2 separate regions of the Homo sapiens genome follow, and region 2 is linked to region 1. Evidence: read pairs that join two places in POLR2A ChIA-PET (ENCODE). Cell type or tissue: OCI-LY7. All regions are shown on one strand. Each heading gives the region's core, and the rest is flanking DNA. Links, peaks and the distances in the headings are about the cores only.

What was found. ChIA-PET counts read pairs that join two places held together with the same protein. Peaks named below come from ENCODE experiments on the same cell type or tissue, not always from the same donor. Only the 100,000 strongest peaks of a DNase experiment are listed, where the experiment ranks them.
Region 2: POLR2A ChIA-PET joins it to region 1 with 6 read pairs; 2 of 35 experiments call an interaction of 5 or more read pairs at or near these places.

What each region holds. Positions count from the first base shown.
Region 1 is chr2:164,749,336-164,760,356 of GRCh38, reverse strand. All of the region lies in intron 2 of COBLL1 (cordon-bleu WH2 repeat protein like 1), which reads left to right. Among named protein-coding and RNA genes, the nearest start is that of SNORA70F, 67 kb to the right of the region's middle. In OCI-LY7, for the core only: no CTCF peak of the experiment used is centred there; DNase peaks (open chromatin) are centred at 5,446 and 5,986; H3K4me3 peaks cover 1,437 bases; H3K27ac peaks cover 1,646 bases.
Region 2 is chr2:164,915,257-164,926,277 of GRCh38, reverse strand. It overlaps SLC38A11 (solute carrier family 38 member 11), which reads left to right. Exons shown (of 12, transcript NM_001351537.2): 8 at 10,305-10,375; 9 at 11,005-11,021. Among named protein-coding and RNA genes, the nearest start is that of SLC38A11, 35 kb to the left of the region's middle. In OCI-LY7, for the core only: no CTCF peak of the experiment used is centred there; no DNase peak of the experiment used is centred there.

The DNA.
Region 1 (11,021 bases), core at 4,647-7,146:
GTGACCTGAAGTTTGTCCCTTTGAGACTCTTACGTAAGCAGAACCATACAGTATGTAACTCCTTGAGACTGTCTTTTTTCAGTCAGCCTAGTACCCTTGAGATCCATCCGAGTTGAATGTATCAAAACTTTGCTGATTTTTATTGCTGAGTAGTTTTCTGTTGTATGGATGCATCATAGTTTTTTATTGTTTCTCCCATGGGAGCACATTTGGGTTGTTTCCAGTTTGGGTCTTTATGAAGAAAGCAGCCAGAAACATTCATGTAGAGGTTTTTGTGAATATAAGTTTTCACTACTCTTGTGCAAATACCTAGGAGTAGATTACTGGGTCATACGTTATGTGTATGTTTAGTTCTATATGGCAGTGCCAAATTGCTTCCCAGAGTGGCCTTCACCGTTTTGCATTCACATTATACAAGCCACATATGAGAGAGCCAGTTTCTCCACTTTCTTGTCTGTACTTGGTATTACCAGTATTTTAAAATTTAGGTGTGTAGTGGTAGATCATCATAGCTTTAATTTGCATTTTCCTAATAGATAATGTTGTTAAACCTATTTTTGTGTGTCTATTTGCCATTCGTGTACCCTCGTTGGTAACGAGTTTACACCTTTTTCCATCTCATGGCTGGATTGTTTCTTGCTATGGAGTTTAGAGAGTTCTTTGTATATGCTAGATATGTCTTTTTGCTGAATATGTGACTTGCAAATATTTTCTCCCAGTCTGTGGCTTGCGTTTTCATCCCCTTAATAGGGTCTTTCACAGAACAGAAGTTTTTAATTTTTGATGAAGTCAAATTTTTTTATATACATATATGTATACTAAATCTATGGATTGTGCCTTTGATGTCATAGCTAATCCTATGGCCTAACTTTTGTTCCCAAAGATTTTTTTCTTATGTTTTTATCTATAAATTTTTTAAGTTTATGTTTTAAATTTAGATCCAATTTAAGGTAATTTTTGAATAATGTGCTACTTTTGATTTTAGTATTTCTAAACTCTGTTTGAGATACTATGTCCAAATAGTTCTTTTAGCTAGTATTTGTCAAAACCTGTAACTAGGAAAATTATTTTGGCAAATTTATTTCAGGGAGTTTTCTTTATCAGTATGTGGTGAATGATAGGTTTACCCCAACATGAATTTAAAATTTTAACAGAGTCTGATAACTCAACGATGTTTAATATTTACCCAAGTTCATATTTGAGAGTATGTTATTCACATTGTGACTTGAAAGCAACTTTTGGTTTTATTGTTTGGTTGGCTGATCTACCAGTGGGCTTGCTTGGCTGACATGCATTCCCACTCTTTAATATGTGTATGTGCATATATTTTAATAATTATAACTCTCACATTTAATGTTTTAAATGCTAGGTTTCTAACCTAGTGTGTGTTTGAAATTTAAAAAAAAAATCAACTAAAACTTTTTAACTTCCTTTGGTGGAGAACTTTTTTTTCTATATTTATTGCTTCAGAGAGCAAGTATAGTAAAATTTTAAAAAATCCACAGATAATTTTGTTTTTAATGAGTAACTTTTTCTTCAAATTTTTTGAATAATAATTTAACCTTTTTAAAGTAGAAATATATATTTGTAATAAGGCCTTTTATACTTAATTTCTATGTGCCAAAGAAAAAAGAGGTCAGAGTTTCACATAGTTCTCTCTTCTCATATTTTTGTTAATCATTAAAAAAAATTTAATTGTAGTGTCAGTCACATTTTTATGACCTTTTTTGGACTAATTTTTCTAAACCACAGTGATTCTCCCATATATGTTGCTTGCAAGGCAACAAACACAAGTGCAAAGGAAGCTTTCAGTAGATGATGTTGAGTCCAGCTGCTGCTGACACTTGTATGGGCAGAAAGTTGTGCAAGAATGACTGGAATCATAAGTGAGCATTGGGACATGGTTTTGTGGTTTGGGTTTGTTATTGAGAGAAGTTATTTGGTCATTTCTATAAATGTTTATGAATTATTTTAGGGTTCTATTCAAAAAAGGGTAGTATTTGTTAGGGGATTATATATATAAAACATTTGGCATAGTTTCTGCAACTAGATAAGCATTCAGTTAATGTAGAGTTTTTTCCTAGAGTGCATTTAGGACATCTTTGCCATTGTTTAGTTGGACTTATTCCATTTTTAAGTTATTGGTATCTGAGGGCCTCATATGGTATTTCTTTAATCTGCTCACAATTTCTTTATATAGCACTAAGTACACAGTGGGTGCCCAGTAAATGTTGTTGACTGTCTTGTGACTCATTGTAGATATTTCTTTTAAGTCTGTTTTCTCAAATCGCTCGTTTGTTTACATTAATTTTATATCTCCTCCTTTGATATAGCTATTTCTGCTGAAGGTTTTTCTCATATTTTTCCCCAAGATGTTTTTCTCATCTTGTTCCCTTTTCTTGTTAAGAAAGTTTGACTTTCATAACTGTTCAAAAAGTAAACATCCCCTGTAAGATATTTAGGAAAACCCAGAGACAAACTGAAATTTCTTATTTATGGGACATATATAAGAAATTTAATATTTTATTATTATTATTATTATTTTTTGAGACAGAGTCTCACTGTCACCCAGGCTGGAGTGCAGTGGCATGATCTTGGCTCACTCTAGCCTTGACCTCCCAGGATCAGGTGATCCTACCACCTCAGGCTCCCAAGTAGCTGAAACTGTAGACATGAACCACCACGCCTGGTCTAATATTTAATTTTTACTTTGTAGTTATATTTTCCCATCCCATATCTTGGTCTGTGTTGGTGACTCCTTGAGAGAGAAACCCAGACAGAGAGAGGTGTGTGTGTATATATGTAAAATTCTATTCACTTCTATTTGTGCATTTTCTTATGTAAATTGTATCTCAGTAAAAAATATAAAGTAAAAGATCATTTTTGTTTCTTTCATGAGGAATTTTCCTCTTTGATAAAAGGAAACAAAAATGTAACAGGGATTTAAATTTGAAACACTTATTATTAAACTTATGGACTACTTTTAAGATATGTTTTATTCACTGATCCTGAGTGAATAAATGTGATTGAACATTTATTTTTTGAACATTTATTTACATAAACATTTATTGAACATTTATTTACATAAATGTGATTGAACTAGGTAGAAGCCTTTATGTGTGTATTAGAGTTTATAAAGTTCCAATGAAGGTATATCATTAAGTCTAACTGAATACTTAATAGTGTGCTAGGCATTATATGAGACCGGTGGTTCTCAAAATTGGCTGCACTTTAGAATCTCTTGGGGAGATTTTTAAAAATCCTCACAAACCAATTAAATCAGAATCTCTGAAAGTGACACCTAGGCCTCAGTATTTTCTTAAATGTAGGTGGGTCCATTGTGCAACCAAGTTTGAGAACCATTGTGCTAGACAATGAATATACCTTACCCATTTAACCCTCTCAGCAACCTTGAGAGGCAGGAAGTGTTATTCCAGTTTTGCAATTCAAGTTCCAGTGAGATCAAATGACCTAATAACTAATTTGTGCAGACCCAGACACAAACCACGATCTCTGACTCTGAATCTTGATTTTTATCAATAACTCTTGGTGATTAGTATGTAGATTTTTTTTCCTTTTTGCAAGTGTGTATCTTTTTTTATTACCCTGTGCCTTTCTGGAATGCATTAATGTTGTCACTGGAAGATTACACTGTATGTATTTAGTGAGCTAGATATTTTTGTTTTCTCCCTGCCGTATCGCCCACATGTCCCCACCAAAAACAGTGAAGGCCAAGTTATACAACGATTATCTAAAGCACTTATTTTAAATTTATAGATACTAGAATAAGTTTATTGACTTAGAGATGCTGCTTAGGAATAAACTATTACTCTATCAACTTTTATAAAAATATATTTTGCCATTTTTTAACTATTTTAGATATTATAAGCAAAACAAAAAATAGAAACCAGGGTTTTGGAATTGAAAATATTATTAGGATATTACTAAATGTTAAAGAAATTTCCCTGGAAATTACCTGAAGATGATGAGTAGAGGGGGAATGGAGAGAGAGAATTATGTTACTTAGCATCTCAGTAACTGGCTATCATAGTGAATATTAAACTTTTCCTCACCACAAGTATTTTTAGGAGTCATATGTTTTCTACTGGAGTACATATCTGCTTAGAATAGGAGAATAAGAGTTGCTTCAGGAAAAGTTACTTGGCAAGTGAATTTGGAATAGACCTCTAGTGAAAGCCAAAGGAAAATAAGTGCTCATGGTGCTCACTAGCACATTCCCTCACTCTTGCTCTCTCTCTCTCTCTCCCTCCCTCCCTCCCTCATTCTCTCTCTCTCTCTCATGCTGCCATATACACACTATACGCACGTATGTATACTCACACATTTGTATGTGTGTACTATATGTATAGAATGTATTTAGAGTAAGGTGAACAAAAGCTGGCCCTATGTCTATTAAAGGTCTGAAATGATAACTAAGCATGAGGCAGAACAACTTCTAAGATGTATTTGGGAACCACCCTTGCACAGCATAGTGATTTTTTATATATACATGAAAAGTATGGCAGGATGATAAATACTGTCCATTTGTTTACATGAATTTAAAAGGGCATTTAGAAGCAAGTGAACTATCTAATTTCATTTAAGAAATAACAGCTTTTGAGTTGCGAGCTAAATTAAATTTAAAGAATCCTGTCATTACCTACATGACCCTTTTATTACATGAGTTAGAACACAGAGCAGGTTATGTCTTTCTGGGTATATGACAACTAAATTACAATAAAGCTTCATCTACTCATGCTAACCTTATTCTCAAAGGTCTAATGATACAAAGAGGTTCTATTGTGTCCTGTGGCCCACTTTACATAATTGCTATGTTCCTTAAAAGTAGTAAAAGGGGAAGATTTGAGAGAGGTATAACAACAAAAAATCAACCTAATGAAACTATATTTAAGTAGATTCATTCTTTAAGAATTAATTGAACATACTATGCAGAAGGTAATGTACTAATCAAAAATGGCAAAATTATGTTAATGGTTTTTGACTCAAAAAATTTTTCTGGTGGATAAGGTGATGTACTTTGGAAACTATGCACAAGGTACCCTGGGGTATTTCACTCCTGCATTGTGCTAGTCACTTGGCTACGTCTTTACTCTTTCTGCCATACTCTACATGCTAGAGGGAAACCTGTGTCTTTAAAAACAACATTTAAAAAAATTTTCATATATTTATTGCAGACAGGGTCTTGCTTTGTCACCTAGGCTGGAGTGCAGTGGCACAATCGTGGCTCACTGCAGCCTTGACATCCCAGGCTTAAGTGATCCTCCCGGCTCAGCCTACCGAGTAGCTGAGACTAGAGGTGCATATCAGCATGCCAGGCTATTTTTTAAATTTGTTTGGTAGAGATGAAGTATTATTATGTCATCCAGGCTCTTGGCTTCAAGTGATCCTCCTGCCATGGGCTCCGAAAATGCTGAGATTACAGGTGTGGGCCACTGCACCCAGCCGGAAACCTGTGTCTTGTCTTTGGATTTGCTCTACTTCATTGTCACACAGAGATGGGTGTGATAGATCATCATAGCTAATTATTGAACAAAAGGATTTACATGTTTCCTTTAAATATAGACAAGGTCCTAAAAGAATTTAAAATAGACTTCTGTGTAAAACAAGAAAGGTTCTTGGATTGCAAAGACGATGTGCTCTAAATGTAGGTGATGCCAGGAGCAGTGCTTTAGAACAGCGAGTACGTCAAATCACCTGAAACTGAAACTCAGGTACAGCGTGTATGTAGAACTGTCATTCTCTAGTTTGCTGGTTGAGTGATGAGACTGCAGTCAAGGTGTAGGCTGGGGCTCAAGTCTTTACTGGGGAGAGATTTGCTTCCAAGCTCACTCTTGTGACTATTGGCCTGAGATGTCAGTTGCCACATGGGACTCCCCATAGGGCAGCTGGATTCTCTCAGAGCAGGAGGGTACCTAAAATAACACCATGGTCTTTTCGTAACCTAATCTCAGAAATGACAGCCAATCACTGTTGCTGCATTCTATTTACTGGAAGTGAGTCACTAAGTCCAGCCCACGTACAAAGGGAGGAGACTGCACAAGGAAGCAGTCATTGGACATCATCTTAGAGAAGGCCCACCATGGTAAATGTATTTCCTTAAACTGAGTATATAAAAATATTATTTTAACATGTAGTCAGCATACAATAATTACCAATAGATATTTAATACCTTTTACTAAGTCTATGGAATATAGTGTGTATTTTACACTTATAGCACTTCTCAACTCAGATGTTATATTTTCATTGGAAATACCCGATCTGTATTTAGATGTCATGAAATTTATACTTGAAAAAATAGATTCTGGGCCAGCACGGTGGCTCACACCTGTAACTTCAGCACTTTAGGAGGCCGAGGCAAGTGGATCATTTGAGGATAGGAGTTCATGACCAGCCTGGCCAACGTGGTGCGACCCTGTCTCTACAAAAATTAGCTGGGCATGGTAATGAATGCCTATACTTCCAGCTACTCAGGAGGCTGAGGCACGAGAATTGCTTGAACCCAAGAGGCTGAGGTTGCAGTGAGCTGAGATCGTACCACTGCCTTCCAGCCTGGGTGACGGAGTGAGCCTCTGTCTTAAAAAAAAAAAAAAAAAAAATTCCCATACTCAACTTATCCCAAATATACTTAAACATTTTCCAGTAACTGAATCAAGTATCAGTTTTAAAATTCAAATTAAAACTAAATAAACTAAAACTGTAGTCCCTCAGTCACACTAATTATGCTTCAAGTGCTCAGTAGCTACATGGCCGCCATATTGGACAGCAGAGTCCTAGAAGTTTTGCTGCAAAAGAAAGGCGGGTAATGACAAGGTACTTGAAAGAGTACTTGGAAGAAGCAGGCAAGTCGTATTTAAGATAATAGAAATCTCTGCATTTTTTTTTTTTGTTTGTGCACCTTGGAGAGAGAGATTTAAGGTGGCAGAAACATGGGATGTAATTGATGGGACTATGGATTATTGGTCAGACTTAAGTGGAGGTGCTATGGGGGCAGAAAGCCTGAAGTGATGAATGGCTTGTGGTAGGGACTTGGTATTCCAGGTGTTGAAATGTAAAATAATTGAGTGTGGGAGACTGAAACAAGAGCTTTTCAAAATTTTCTTTTGGGTTTGCCATTCCCTTTATCATTTTTTCCTAGTGTGAATGCCAAGAGAGAGAAAAGCACTTGGAAATGGATCCCATTTTCCAGGCTTCTGTTTCCTGTGAGCCTCAGAGGAGACCCTTTCCTGACCAGGAGCAGAAGTGTTCTCAGCATAGGAAGAACTCCCTGGGAATGGGCGTCCTGTCCATGTGACTCTTTCAACCAAATGCTACTTGTAAATTAGTGCAGCCACTGTGCCCTGCCTTGACCCTAGTCCTAACTATCTTGTCTCCATTTCCAGTTTCTAAACAAAATTGTGCATAAATATTTTATGTCAGAGGTAAAGGGGCATGGGATCATCTTGTTCAATACCTGTATTTTGTAAATGAGAAAATGGAAGGCCAGAGAAATTAAGTGATTTACTTACGGTAACACAAGTGGCCATTTAGGATACTCCCAGGCCTTTTGATGTCCAGTATATTGTTTCTCCAACCTCACCTGGGGAAGTAGCTGTCTCAGTGGTAGGGCTGGGGTATGGGTACATCTGGTATCTGCCTTCCTGTTTAAATGTTGAGGCTTATGGCCCTTGCTAGGGTTATTGGGTAGTGGGGAGTGGATTTGGTGGGTTTTCATTTGTAGTTGTCCCATGCTCTCTGTGCTTTTGGGCAAATTTCTTAAACCTCTGTAAACCCCAACTAAATGGCAGTGGTAACTGCCTCATAAGATTAAACGTAGACAAAAAGCACCTGTACAGGACTTAGAAGATATTCAATAACCACATATTTTTTTCTCCTTCACTACCTGGCTTTTGCTCATTCACTTGTTGTTTTTGTTTATTTTGATGAATGTTTAAGATCTCAAAGAAATGATGTAATGTGGTAGTAAAGAGCACCAACTTCAGAATCAGACACCTTGGGTTTAAATTTCAGCTCCACCACTTACTGGCTAAGGAACCTTAGGCAAGTTCCTTAATCTGTCTGCATGTCACCCTCATCTGGAATGTGGAGGTGGCAGCACTTGCTTCATATAGTGTAGTAAGGACACGAGTTAGTGCAGGTAAAAAACATTTTCTAACACACAGTCAACACTCAAGGATTAGCTGCTGTTGATACTGGATAGAAACTACTTTTTCTTGTGTTCTGTTTGGCTTTTACTGTTGGGACATGACACTAGCATTCCATATGTGCTTCTTTGATGTGAATATGCCACTGCCTCTTTGCTTGGTACATTATACCAAGTATAACTGAAAGTTGAGTCCCATTCCTAAAAATGAAAAATTAGATTATTCTTTTCTGATATTAATCATAATTCTCATTGGTCAAAGGAAGCTACAGATTTGAGTCCTGTCCCACAGATTACATGGCTTCAGGCAAATTACCGAGCGTCTGGGCAAAATGAGGGAGTCTTCATACAATCTAAAATTTTGTCAGTCCCAATTTAATCCCTTCCCCAAATAGGAAAACCATTTAGAAACTTCCTGAGGATTGAGATCTTTTATCCATGTGCATGTCTTTGGGGCTTATTTAAACACTGGGAGTTATTTGGGTGGCCTTTGCTAGGGTTATTGGCGGGGGGATTTGGTGGGTTTTCATTTGTAATTGTCCCATGTTCTATGCGCTTTGGGGCAAATTTCTTAAACCTCTGTAAACCCCAGCTAAATGGCAGTGGCAATGGCCTCATAAGATTAAATGTAGACCAAAAGCACCTTTAAAGGACTTAGCAGTAGATATTCATGAATGACTTGAATGACTTCTTATACCTCTGGCTACAGAACAGGTTGACTCTCAGCAACCCACCAAGTTTTTGCTCTCCTATGAACTGATGAAACTAATATGACCTTCCCTCCCTTCCTTCCTCAACTAAATAAAAAAAAATGCTCATAGAGAACCCCATCTTGTGCCAGTTATAGTTCTAGGTGCCAGCAGAGAATGAGACAGGCCACGTCCCAGCCCTCCAGGAATTTTTATTCTGGGGTCAAATAAAAAACAAGGAAATAAGTAAATAAGCAGGATGATTTCAGATAGTGATAAATGTGATGGGGACCAAGCAGGGCTATGTGAAGAGTGGGCCACGATGGGTGGGGTGTGCCTTGGTACCTTTTTTGAGTGGTTAGAGAATACCTCTAAGAGGAGGAAATATTTTATCTGAATTCTGAATGACCTCAAGGAGCAGGCAATTTGAAGTTTTCTGGTTAAAAGCATTTTGGACCGAGGGCAAAGCTATGGAAGGCTCTTGGATGTGAAGAGACTGGGTCTATTTCAGGAAAGAATGCCAGTGTGAATTACATGGGGCATTGAAACTGGGAGTAACAAGAGGGGCGCTGAGGTTGTCTCATTGGTTCTCAGACTTTAGCATACATCAGAATCACTTGGAGAGTTGTCAAATGTGGATTGTAAGGCCCTGCCCTTAATGTTTCTGATTATGTCTGTCTCAGGGGTGCGGCAGCCAAGTACTATGGCTGCTGCTCTGAAACCATACTTTGAGAACCACCAGGCTAGCTCATTTGGGGCCTGCAAGCCAAGGAAAAGAATTTGGGTTCATCAATGCATTGGAAGGCCAGTGAAGGATTAGAGAGATGTGATCTGATTTATGTCTTCTTTCTTGTTTTTCTCCCCCACTGACCTAATGGCATACATATTTAAAAGTTCACTCTGACTACTACAGGGGAGAATAGATTTTAAGGGACAAGAGGAGAAACAGGAGAGACCAGTGAAAAGGCTTTTGAAGCAGTTTGGGCAAGAAAAGATGATGCCTTGATTACCAGGGTGGTAGCAGGGAGCTGGTGAAAAGTATAGAAGTTCAGGATATGTTTTAGAGTTTAGATCCCAGGGGAATTGTTAACAGATTGGAAATAGGAGATAAAGGACAGAGAGGAATTAAAGTATGCCTGCTGGAGTTTTTTTGCTTGAGTTAACTGGGTGGTTAGTGGAGCCATTTGTAGAGATGGGGAATAATATAGAGTAGGTTTGTGTGAGAATGAGGATTAGAGATGAAGAGGAGAATCAAGTTTTGGTTATAGAACATTTGAGATACCTATGGGACATCCAAATGGAGATAACCATGAGATTGTTGGGAATAAAAGTCAGAGCTCAATAAACAAGTCAGGTTGGAGATGTAAATTTGACGGCCACTGACATATAGTGATATTTGAAGCCATGGGCTTTTATGAAGTCTCTTGGAGGTGGAGGTTGTAGAAAGAAGAGAAAAAGGCAGAGAATGGACCCTGGGTTGCCCCAACATTTAGAAATCAGAGGAGGTGAGGATGGGGAGACTGAGGAGTGGCAGTGAAGAAGGAAGAAACAGTAGATTGTGTGCCCACATGAAGAAGCCAAGGGAAGACAATCCCTCACAGAGGACTTGAGTGGCTGTGAAATAGTGCTCAGTGTGACCAAGATGAGACAGACAGTTGTCTATGATTTGGACCCTCATAGGTTATTGGCAACCTTGAGAAAAAAAAAATGTAATATGAGAGTCATATAATGTTTTGGGTTTCTCCTTGTCGATTTTCATTATTGCATATCTTTTCAAGCCCTTTTGACATACTCACTATTTGAAATTAGGCTCATCAAGAAAAAAGGGCTTTATTGTTTTTAATTGTATTCTCTTGAGCACATAATACAATGTTATGCCCACTTCTGAACAAATCTTGTTTAAAAAATTCTTCTGTTGTTTCATTAAACCCAGACAGAGAAACTGAGAAATCGTGTTGAGAAATTGGTCTTCAATTTATAATTGAAATACATACTTTAGTGGCCATCAAAACACTGCCAGTTATTTTGAAGGACTGCCTCATCAACACTTACCACAATAAATCCTATCTATGTTTGATTGCCCTCTTTGTGCTGAGAGAGGGTTACTGTTAAATTTATTTTTGGTCTTTAGACTGCAATACTTAAAAACCCTATTGTTTTAAGACTGAGAA
Region 2 (11,021 bases), core at 3,779-6,278, 170 kb before region 1:
GTGGTGGTGAGAAACTTGGATTTGTTCTTTAGTTGATAGGGCATTGAAAGTTCTTAAACAGGTGAGTAACTAGATCGAGTCTCAATTTTAATTGGACTTCTCTTCCAGTGGAGGCAAGGACAGATGGGAATATAAAGACCTGGAAGGAGGCTATCTATAGCAAACCAAGCATCCAGGCAAAAGGATTCCATTTTCCAGTGGAAATGATATAAGGATAAGACTGGTAATGAAGAGGAGGAGAAGCTCAAGTAATTTTAAGCTGGTAAAATCAGGAGAACTTAGTGACTGATTGAATGAAGGCACTAAGGGTACAGGAGTTACCTAGGGTGATACCAAAGTTTCCAGCTTGGAGAACTATATGGGTAGATGGCCCAGAACTCACTGCCAAAGGAATAAAATAGAAGAGTCTGCCAGCAAACTAACACTTATTAAATGTCTACTGGGTAAGTCACTCTTCTAGGTACTGGGGCTATTAAGACCAATATATCACACTCCTTTTCTGAAGACCTCTTACAGCTTATTAGAATGTGGAGTGGGGCAAAGATCACATAAGAGATAACCTCAGTGGACTATTTAATAGAATTATGAATACGCTGCTAGGGAGACATACAGAGGTCTACCTTCTTTTATGTTATTTACCAGGATAGGAAGGGAAGATGATCTGGAAAAAATATATAGTATATTTTAAATATATCCTCATTTTGTGGGATCCTTGTGGGAAGAGGAGTAGAAGTCACCCAATCTTTTGGAAATGCAAGTCTGGATTTCGGAGAGGGTGATGTGGAAAACTGTACAGGGACTGCATATAAAGTGAAGAGAAGCACAATCCAAGTAGAACCCTAGTGACAAAGAATTATCTGGACATCACATCTGAAGTTACATTTATTTTTAGTTTAAATTCACATGATATTTTAATTCTGTTTTGTGAAAAAGCACAACAAAGAACCAAAGCGACACCCATAATTCTCACAAGTTTTCATCATGTTAAAAAAGTGAAATCCTGCCCCCTCCCACCTATACTCTGCCCTTTTAATCCAAACCCACAGAGGTAAACACAGTTAACACCAATTTTAAAGCATTAACAGAGGAATTAGAGAACGCCCAGTAGGTGACAGAATAAGAATTAAAAGAGACTGGTGTCCCAAATGGCAAAAATGAAGTATTTGTGATGTTTATGGTGCCAAGCTGGGCTAGCTTTTTATATGATTCATATTTTAAAAATTTATATTTCAGGCCGGGCACAGTGGCTGACGCCTGTAATCCCAGCACTTTGGGAGGCTGAGGCGGGCAGATCACGAGGTCAGGAGATCGAGACCACAGTGAAACCCCGTCTCTACTAAAAATACAAAAAATTAGCTGGGCGCGGATACAAAAAATTAGCCGGGCATGGTGGCTGGTGCCTGTATTCCCAGCTACTCGGGAGGCTGAGGCAGGAGAATGGCGTGAACCCAGGAGGCAGAGCTTGCAGTGAGCCGAGATTGCGCCACTGCACTCCAGCCTGGGCGACAGAGCGAGACTCCATCTCAAAATAAATAAATAAATAATAAATAATAAATAAAATTTATATTTCAGCAAAAAATTACCATAAAGTTTTATGTAAATTTTAACTAGAAATCAGCTTTTTAATAAGTTTATTTTTGAAGAGTTTATTTTGGTTTAATGAATATTTGATCCATTGTCTTTTTTAATTAGAAATGATTTGCATCAAGCTTTTCTTACAGGATGTACAGGAACTAATTAGAATATATACTTTTAAAATAATTTCAACTTGTATTTTATATTCAGGGGATACAGGTGCAGGTTTGTTACATGGGTTTATTGGATGACACTGAGGTTTAGAGTACAAGTGATCCAGTCACCTGTACAAATGATCCCGTCATTACTATGGTAGTGAGCAGAGAACCCAATAGGTATTTTTTCAACCTTTGCCCCCTCCTTCTTTCCATTCTTTAGTAGTCTGTATTCCCAGTTCCAGTGTCTGTTGTTCCCATCTTTATATCCACATGTACCCAATGTTTAGCTCCTACTTATATGTGAGAACATATGGCATTTGCTTTTCTGTTCCTGTGTTAATTTGCTTAGGATAATGGCCTCCAAGCTGCATCCATGTAGCTGCAAAGGACATGATTTCATTCTTTTTTATGGCTGCATAGGATTTCATGGTGTATATGTACCATATTTTCTTTATGCAATCCACTGTTGATGGGCACCTAGGTTGATTTTACGTCTTGGCTATTGTGAGTACTGCTGCAGTGAACATACAAGTGCATGTGACTTTTTTGTAGAGTGATTTATTTTCCTCTGGGTGTGTACCCAGTAACGGGACTCCTTGGTTGAATGGTAGTTCTGTTTTAATTTATTTGAAATATCTCCAAACTGCTTTCCACAGTGGCTGCACTAATTCACATTCCCACCAATAGTGTATAAGTGTTCCCTTTTCTCCACAGCCCCACTAACATTTGTTTTTTTTTTTTATTTTTCAAGACAGGGTCTTGCTCTCTCATCCAGGCTGGAGTGCAGTGGTGCAATCATGGCTCACTGCAACTTTGACCTTCTAGGCTCAAGCAATCCTCCTACCTCAGCCTCCTAAGTAACTGGGACTACAGGTGTGCACCACCACGCGTGGCTAATTTTTTTTTTATTTTGTAGAGATGGGGTCCCAGTTACGTTGCCCAGGCTGGAAGCATCTGTTTTTTGTTTGTTGTTTGTTTTTACTTTTTAATTATCGCTATTTCTACTAGTGTGAGATGGTATCTCATTGTGGTTTTGATTTGCATTTCTCTGATAATTAGTAATGTTGAGCATTTCTTCATATGTTCATTGGCTATTTGTTTGTCTTCTTCTTTTGGGAAATGTCTGTTCATATCCTTTGCCCACCTTTTAATGGAGTTATTTGGTTTTTGCTTGTCAAATTAAGTTCCTTACAGATTCTGGATATTGGAACTTTGTCATATACAGAGTTTGTAAATATCTTCTCCCATTCTGTAGGTTGTCTGTTTATTCTGTTGATAGTTTCTTTTGCTGTGCTGAAGCTTTTTAGTTTAATTAGGTCCCACTTGTCAGTCTTTGTTTTTGTTGTGATTGCTTTTGAGGCCTTAGCCATAAATTCCTCGCCAAGGCCAATGTCGGGAAGGGTATTTCCTAGGTTTTCTCTAGGATTTTTATAGTTTGAGGTCTTACATTTAAATCTCTAATCCATCTCAAGTTAGTTTTTGTATATGGAAAAAGGTAGGGGTCTAGTTTCATTCTTCTGCATATGGTTAGCCAGTTATCTCAGCACCACTTATTGGCTAGGGAATCCTCTCCCCATTGCTTATTTTTGTCGACTTTGTCAAAGACCAGATGGTTGTAGGTGTGTGGCTTTATTTCTGGATTCTCTATTCTGTTCCATTGGTCTATGTGTCTGTTTGTGTACTAGTATGATGCTTCTTTGGTTACTGTAGCCTCATAATATAGTTTGAAGTCAGATAATGTGATGCCTCTGGCTTTGTTCTTTTTATTCAGGGTTGTTTTAGCTAATGGGGCTTTTCTCATTCCATACGAATTTCATAATAGTTTTTTTCTAAATTTAAAAAATGATGTTGGATAGGAATAGTGTTGAATCTGTAGATTGCTTTGGGTAGTATAGTTCTTTTAATGATATTGATTCTTCCAATCCGCAAGCGAAGACTGCTTTTCCCATTTGTGTGGGTGTGCGTTTTTAAATGAATCAGTTTTAATGTTCAGAGTGATTCCTAAGAAGGATTCTCCTGAGCAGCTTTATATATTAATGTAAACCAAGGTTTTGTCTATAGAACAGAATCAGAATACAAGTGAGCTGAGAGTGAGGAAGTGACAGAGCCTTCAGTGGATGCAGGAGCTGGGGGAAGAGGTCAGATCTGCTTGTCATTAATAGCTTGTGGTGTGACAGGCAACATGGAGCCTTTGTTTTGTGTCATCCAAAGCACTCAACTCCCGGATGTGTCTGACTAAAAACATGAGGCTCTTACAACAAAAATGCAGACTCTGCCGGAATTGTATATTTGAAAGTGCTTCTGTTTAGCTGAAAGAGTTTGGGCGGGTATCATAGAGAGGCATGATGTTTTTTGATTCTCCTGATCCAGAGGTTTAAGTTCTGAGGCTCCTTTTTATCAGTCTATAGAGACTGGAGCTCCCTTTGATGGGACTTGCTTTCTTCTACATTGCCTTATTGTTATTCACCTGTTATAAAGATAAGAGTTTGTCTTTCAAACCAGGATAAAATTTCAGAATGCAAGAATCCAAACTGAGACAATATTACAAAATGAATTTAACTCCCCAAAGCTCTCCATCTCCAACCACAACCCCCATAAACACAAACGATTTATTAAAAATATATAATGAAGCATTTGTTTAGATTTTCCAGGGTAAGGGAAGTAATTAATTGTAAAAGTGTTTGCTGTTCTAAGGCTACAAACTGCTATAAGCCAGTCCCTATTTTTGGTAGTACTAAAATATTTTGAAACACGAATCATTGCTGTTAAAATGATCTAAATTTTACAGTAACCATTATTTGCCTAGATCTTTTTAAAGCTTCCTAAGGTATTGTAAGGAATACTGCTTCTTTTCAATGTTACTTTTATGTGCATTTATTCAACGTGTTTATTTTTCTCAAAAGAATACATTCACAGGCCAGGTGAGGTGGATCACACTTGTAATCTCAGCACTGTGGGAGGCCAAAGCAGGAGGATCCCTTAGACCAGTGGTTCAAGACCAGCCTAGACAACATAGCAAGACCCCCACCTCTACAAAAAAAAAAAAAATTAAAAATATAGCCAAGTGTGGTGGCATGTACCTATAGTCCAGCTTACTTGGGAGGCAGAGGCTGGAGGACCTCTTGAGGCCAGGAGTTTGAGGCTGCAGTGAGCTATGATCACACCACTGCCTGGGGTTACAGTGAGACCCTGTCTCACAAATAAAATAAAGTAAAATAAAATAAAATTTATTAACTTGATTTTATGAAATCAAAGATTACAAATGGCTTTTAATGAAATAGAGTAGCCTCCTACCAAAACCTTTTTTATTTCAACCCTTTAAGCCTTATCTCTTGGCATTCACATCTCTATTTCTAAGTAATATGAGTCTAAGTGCCTTTTTTGGTGTCTCACTGTTATCTTCTCTTACAGTAGATGAAGATTTAGCTCTCTCAAGCTATCTTTCCTCTTCTTAAATACATGGAGAATACCACAACTTTTAAAATTAAGTTTATGTTTCTCTTCTTGTACACTTTTCCTTTTTTTTTTCTCTACAATTACCACTTGATTTCAGTTTTGTGTTTATCTGGATGTCCAGTTTAGCTTTTGAATTTGATCATTTTTGTTACTTCTTTTCCAGATGCTCAAACATATAATCTATAATTTTATTATTTTTCCTGAACACATCCATCCCAGAGCCTTCAGCTCTGCCCTCCATTCTAGACAGATTGCTTTCTCACTTTGCTCCCCCATGATCATCCTAGGACTTCCTTTTACCTCCTTTTTGTGTTGTATACCCTCTATCCATGATCCCAGATCTTCCGTTTTCTTTCCTTTCTCCTTTTGTTGGAGCATTCTCGGTAGCTTTCTGGTATCTCTGAGTCCTGCACACACAGGGGTTTTGTAAAGTGAATCACCTCTTTCTCATCATGAGCTCCCTCTACATGGTTGCAACATCTTCTACTCTCAATAGTCATCACAGAAGTATCCAGTTTCGTTTTCATAGAGTGTCTTCTCCTCGGATATCTCTTCTCCCACTATCCTCTCCCTCATGAATTTATTCCTCTTTTAAATTTCTTTAGTAGCATTTTAGTGGGGTCTTAGAAAAAAGAAAAGATAAACTTATGTGGCCCATCTACACATGTTTAATTGGGTGTCCAAGTTTAACTTTTGATTATTAATTTGCATGGGGGTTTAAGTTAAAATTCAAACATTTTATTTAAAATATATTTTCTGCCTTAGGAAAGTTATTTCTTTCTTCCTTCCTTTCTTTTTTTTTTTTTTTTTAACGGAGTCTTGCTCTGTCACCCAGGCTGGAGTGGAGTGCAGTGGGGCACAATCTCTGCTCACTGCAACCTCCACCCCCCAGGTTCAAGTGATTCTCCTGCCTCAGTCTCTTGAGTAGCTGGGATTACAGGCCCACGCCACCACACCCGGCTAATTTTTGTATTTTTAGTACAGACGGGGTTTCACCATGTTGGTCAGGCTGATCTCGAACTCCTGACCTTGTGACCCACCTCCCTCAGTCTCTCAAAGTGCTGGGATTACGGACGTGAGCACCACGCCTGGTCTATGGAAGTTATTTCATTTGGGCAGGGGGCGTACACTAGGCTGTAAATAGAATACCTTGCAAGGTTATATCTTGGAACATACACCCTATAGATAAGGGGGGAGTACTGTGTATATACTGTATACTATTTCTTGATCATGGCCCTCTGTATTCACAGCTTCTGCATGTGCAGACACAACCAACTGTGGACAGAAATATTGGAAAAAAATTAAAAATAACAATATGACAATAATGATACAAATTTTAAAATACAGTATGACTACTATTTATATAGAATTTACATTGTATTAGATATTGTAAGCAATCTAGAGATAATTTAAATTATATAAAAGTATGTGCTTAAGTTATATGCAAGTATTAAACCATTTTATATCAGGGACTTGAGCATCCATGGCTTTTGATATCCAATGGAGGGTCCTGGAACCAATCCCTCCCACATACCAAGGGACAACTGTGTATGCATGACCAATGTCATCTTCCAGCTTTTAGCTTACCTTTGTATTTTTAAATGTGTATATAAATAATTTTATCATATGGATGTTTTATATTTACCTTCCATTGATTTTATTGTTTATCTTTATTATAACTTTAATATTATGGGGTTTTTTTGAGTTTTAAATTTCTTTTCCTCCTTCAATATTTTATTTATTTTATTTTATTCATTTTGAGGCAGGGTCGTACTCTATTGACCAAGCTAGAGTGCAATGGGGTGATCATGGCTCACTGCAGCCTCAACCTTCCAAGCTCAAGTGATTCTCCCATCACAGCTTCTCGAGTAGTTGGGTGTATAGGCACACACCATCATGCCTGGCTAATGTTTTTATTTTTTGTAGAGCCTGGATCTCCCTGTGTTGCCCAGGCCAGTCTTGAACTCAAAGCAATCCTTCTGCCTCGGCCTCCCAAAGTGCAGGGATTTCAGGCGTGAACCATCATGCCCAGCCTCAATATTGTATTTTATTCTTTGATTTCTTTTTTTCTGTATTTTATTATTTGAATTTAAAAATTAATTTGGGGTAAATTGATGTTTATATGATATTGAGTCTTCCCATTTGTGTGTATGGATATGGTATATTTCTCCATTTATTTGTGTCTTTCAATAAAAGTTTAACATGACGTTAAAATCATGCACATCTTTTAAAGTATTTAGTGTTTTTGTTGTCACTGCCACTTAAAAAAACATTTTAATTGGTCATTGTTTGTGTACATCAGCCCACTTGATGTTTTCTGTGTATTGAACTTGTATCCAGTAACCTTGCTGAATACTCTTATTTTCCATATGCATAAATTTTCCATATGTGTAATTATGTTGTGTACAAATAATTTACACAATCTTTTCAATGATTACACATCACTTATTTTATTGAATCAGCTAGGAATATCAATAATATATTCAGGATGCAGTGATATTGAACATCCTATCTGGTTTCATCCCTTAAGTAGAGTATTTCTAACTTTTCACTTTTAAATATGCCATTTGCTATAGGATTTGGTGGACATTCCTTATCCAGTAAAGGAAGTTCTATTTTATTATTAGTTTGCTCACCATGTTTTTCAAAATAAATACTGAGTTGTATGCTTTTCTATATATTTTGAAATGGTCATAAGCTTCTTTCCTTCATTAATCTGTTAATGTGGTAAATTACACCAATATCTATTAATATAACAGCTATTAATAAATATTGATTATATTAATATTTTGTTATTAAACTCCCCTTGCATTTATTGAAAAAATATTCGTAGTCATAATTCCTTATCTTATAAATTGCTTGATGGCATTTGATTTCATATTTCAGCATTTACAGTTTAAAGTCAAAAGGTCTATAACTTTATGTTTCCATCCAGGTTGAGTATCAAAGTTTCAGCAATCTCATAAAATATACCCGAGAACTTTCTTCTCTCTCTTTTTTTTTTTTCCTGTACAACTGATTGTATCTGGAACTCAATCCTAGGCTATTTTATAAATGATTGGAAAGCCATATTCAATATCTGTTTCCTTCTCTTTCCCTAGATTTAGACATATGCATTTTCCTATCTGTAACATCTTTTTTGGCACTTTCCATCTTATAAAATCATCATCATTATGATGAACAGAGAAAATCCAAAATTATCTCTAGGTATTGTTTCACACTCCGGGAATATACCCAAGGAACCATATGGACCCAGGGAAAAAATTTAAATGGAAGAGAAAAAATGAAAATGAAACTTCTACATTTTATTACTAATATAAGATTTAAAAAGTAGGACACCACCACAATCTGTACTAGGGTTGGGGAGTAAGGGTGAATATTTTCCAAGTGCAAAAACCATAAGAGGGAAAGCATACCATTTAAAGCATATTGCAAAGTTAGAGAATCCTCAAGTTTCTACAACTGTTAGTGCTGCCTGACTGAAATCATTTTCTAAGGATCATGTACAAAATATGTATTTTTTCCACATTAACATTGGAATTTAACAGGTATGCTGCTTTTAATGTCGACTGCTTTTAGAGTAGTGGAGGCAGCAGGTGGCAGTAGTTCCCACTCCCAAAACTGGGAATTGGAGCAAGTCTTATAACAATCTGTGGCCTCTCTTGCAGGCCTGCCTTTCTGTGAAGTTTCTTTGTGTCTGTAACTGCTCGTTTCATATATGGGAAAAAGGATGATATAATGCATAAATCCCACAAAGTGTGGACAACAAACAAGATTTTTTTGTATGTACCTTCTTTACATAGAGGATGAATAAACAAACTTATGAAATAGATGGGTCTTCATCTTTAGAATTTCTGTTTTTTATTGAAAATACCCAGCGCCTTTTCATGCTTCCTAGGAATATCCCTGTTCCATTCTTCATGCATTGTTTTGAGTCTTACTCAAGCCTTCCCTTCCCAGGGAAGTTGGCCATACTTTTAGACTTTTTGCTGCCTTTATTAATAATGCTGGATAATAACATTAATACTAATAACTGTTTATTGAACATGTGCTATGTGATAAACTCTCTTCCAGAAGTTTTACATATTTTATCTCATTTAATCTACACAGTCACTTAATGAGTTAGATACTACAATTATCCCCAGTTTATAAATGTTGAAATTGAAGCACAGAGAGGTCCTGTAACTTGCCTAAAATCACACAGCTAATAAGTGGAAGGAGGCCAGAAGAACAATTTAAGCTAACTGACCTTAGAGCCTCTGCTGTTCATCATTATTCATGATGTGTTAGCCAGGTAGACCTATCACTGCCAATATCAAATATTTTAATTCCACTAGGATGTAGCCTGTTTCAAGCTGTTTAAAGTGCATATATTTCCAAAATTCCCTTGAGAAATACATCTACAGTTGGGAATTTGAGGCCACTGTCAGATGGTTCTGCCTGGAAAAAACATGGGAGTGAATAAACCAGGAAGATAAATCTCAACTTCTTCACTAATTATTTGTGGAAGCTTGGCAAGTTATATCACCATCCAGAGCTTGATTTTCTTCATGTGTTAAATGGTGATAATAATACTTAAGTGTTATTTTGAAAATTAAATGAGATAACACAGTAGAGTTTCTAGAAGATAGTACATCCTCAATTAGTATTAGTTCATGTTTACCTCTCTCAATAAATTTTAGTGCTGACTAAATTTTTCTTGGGTAGGTTAAGCCTGAAAAAAATAAGAGCGGAATGAACAGCAGTAACTGGGCATTGTTAATTTTTGTATCTCCCTCAAAAGGTAGCTGAACTGGTAGGTGCATAATCAATGCTGTCTGTTAAATTGATGAGCAAATAAACAAATTCACAAAATTACATAGTCTGGATATTTTACATATGTAAAAATAGAATTTGTCCAAGTATTTGACATACATTTTAGAGGACTGGGGTTAAGAGATAACACTCATGCTCCTGGGAAATTTATTCATGATTACACAAGATTAATGGGAGCCCCTTATTAATTTCTGGCTTAAAGACACTCAGTTTATATTTGTGATACCATTTCTTGTTATCTGATATACTGATGCTTGTATTTATTTAACAATTTATCAAGTTAACTGATTTTTCTTCTAGACCAAAAACAGAAGACGCTTGGGTATTTGCAAAGCCCAATGCCATTCAAGCGGTCGGGGTTATGTCTTTTGGTGAGTATTTGGTTTCAAAGGCCCTTTCTCAATGTGGAGTTCTCTGTTCCATGAAAAAGTGCTGTGTTTCATATTTATGTCTGGATAGCAGATGTCCTAAGTTTTAGACTTCCTATTAGCAGCATATGATCTAGTTTGTGCCAATATAAAATTAGGCTCAAACTTTTCTCACTCATCACTAAAATTTGCTTCAATTTGGAGAAATCTATTTCTCATGCAGAAACTCATTACAGTCATCTTGTTTCTTAACTTGGAAGGCTAGCAAGTGTTATGGACTTCTTCAAACCCTTTATTATGTCCCAAATGGCAAAGGAAGCCACAGGATGAAAACGATGGGAAAAAGATTTCCTTCAGATGGGAAGGGTCATTAGGAAAAGGAAAATGAGAGAGAATGTTGGACTGGCCTGGTTTATATCAAGAGTAACATGAAAAGACCACATAAGCCTGATGTGAATGAATGGTCTCATTTCTAGAACTATTAGAAAAATTATTTTCTGACATATTAATAAAGTTGTATGTTTAAACTTCAGTTCATTGGCATCTAAAGTAGTATATATCTCTGAATTTCAGAACTAAAAAAGAAAACCCTGGTGCTTGATTTAATAATGCTCTTTTTTTTTGTATTGCAGCATTTATTTGCCACCAT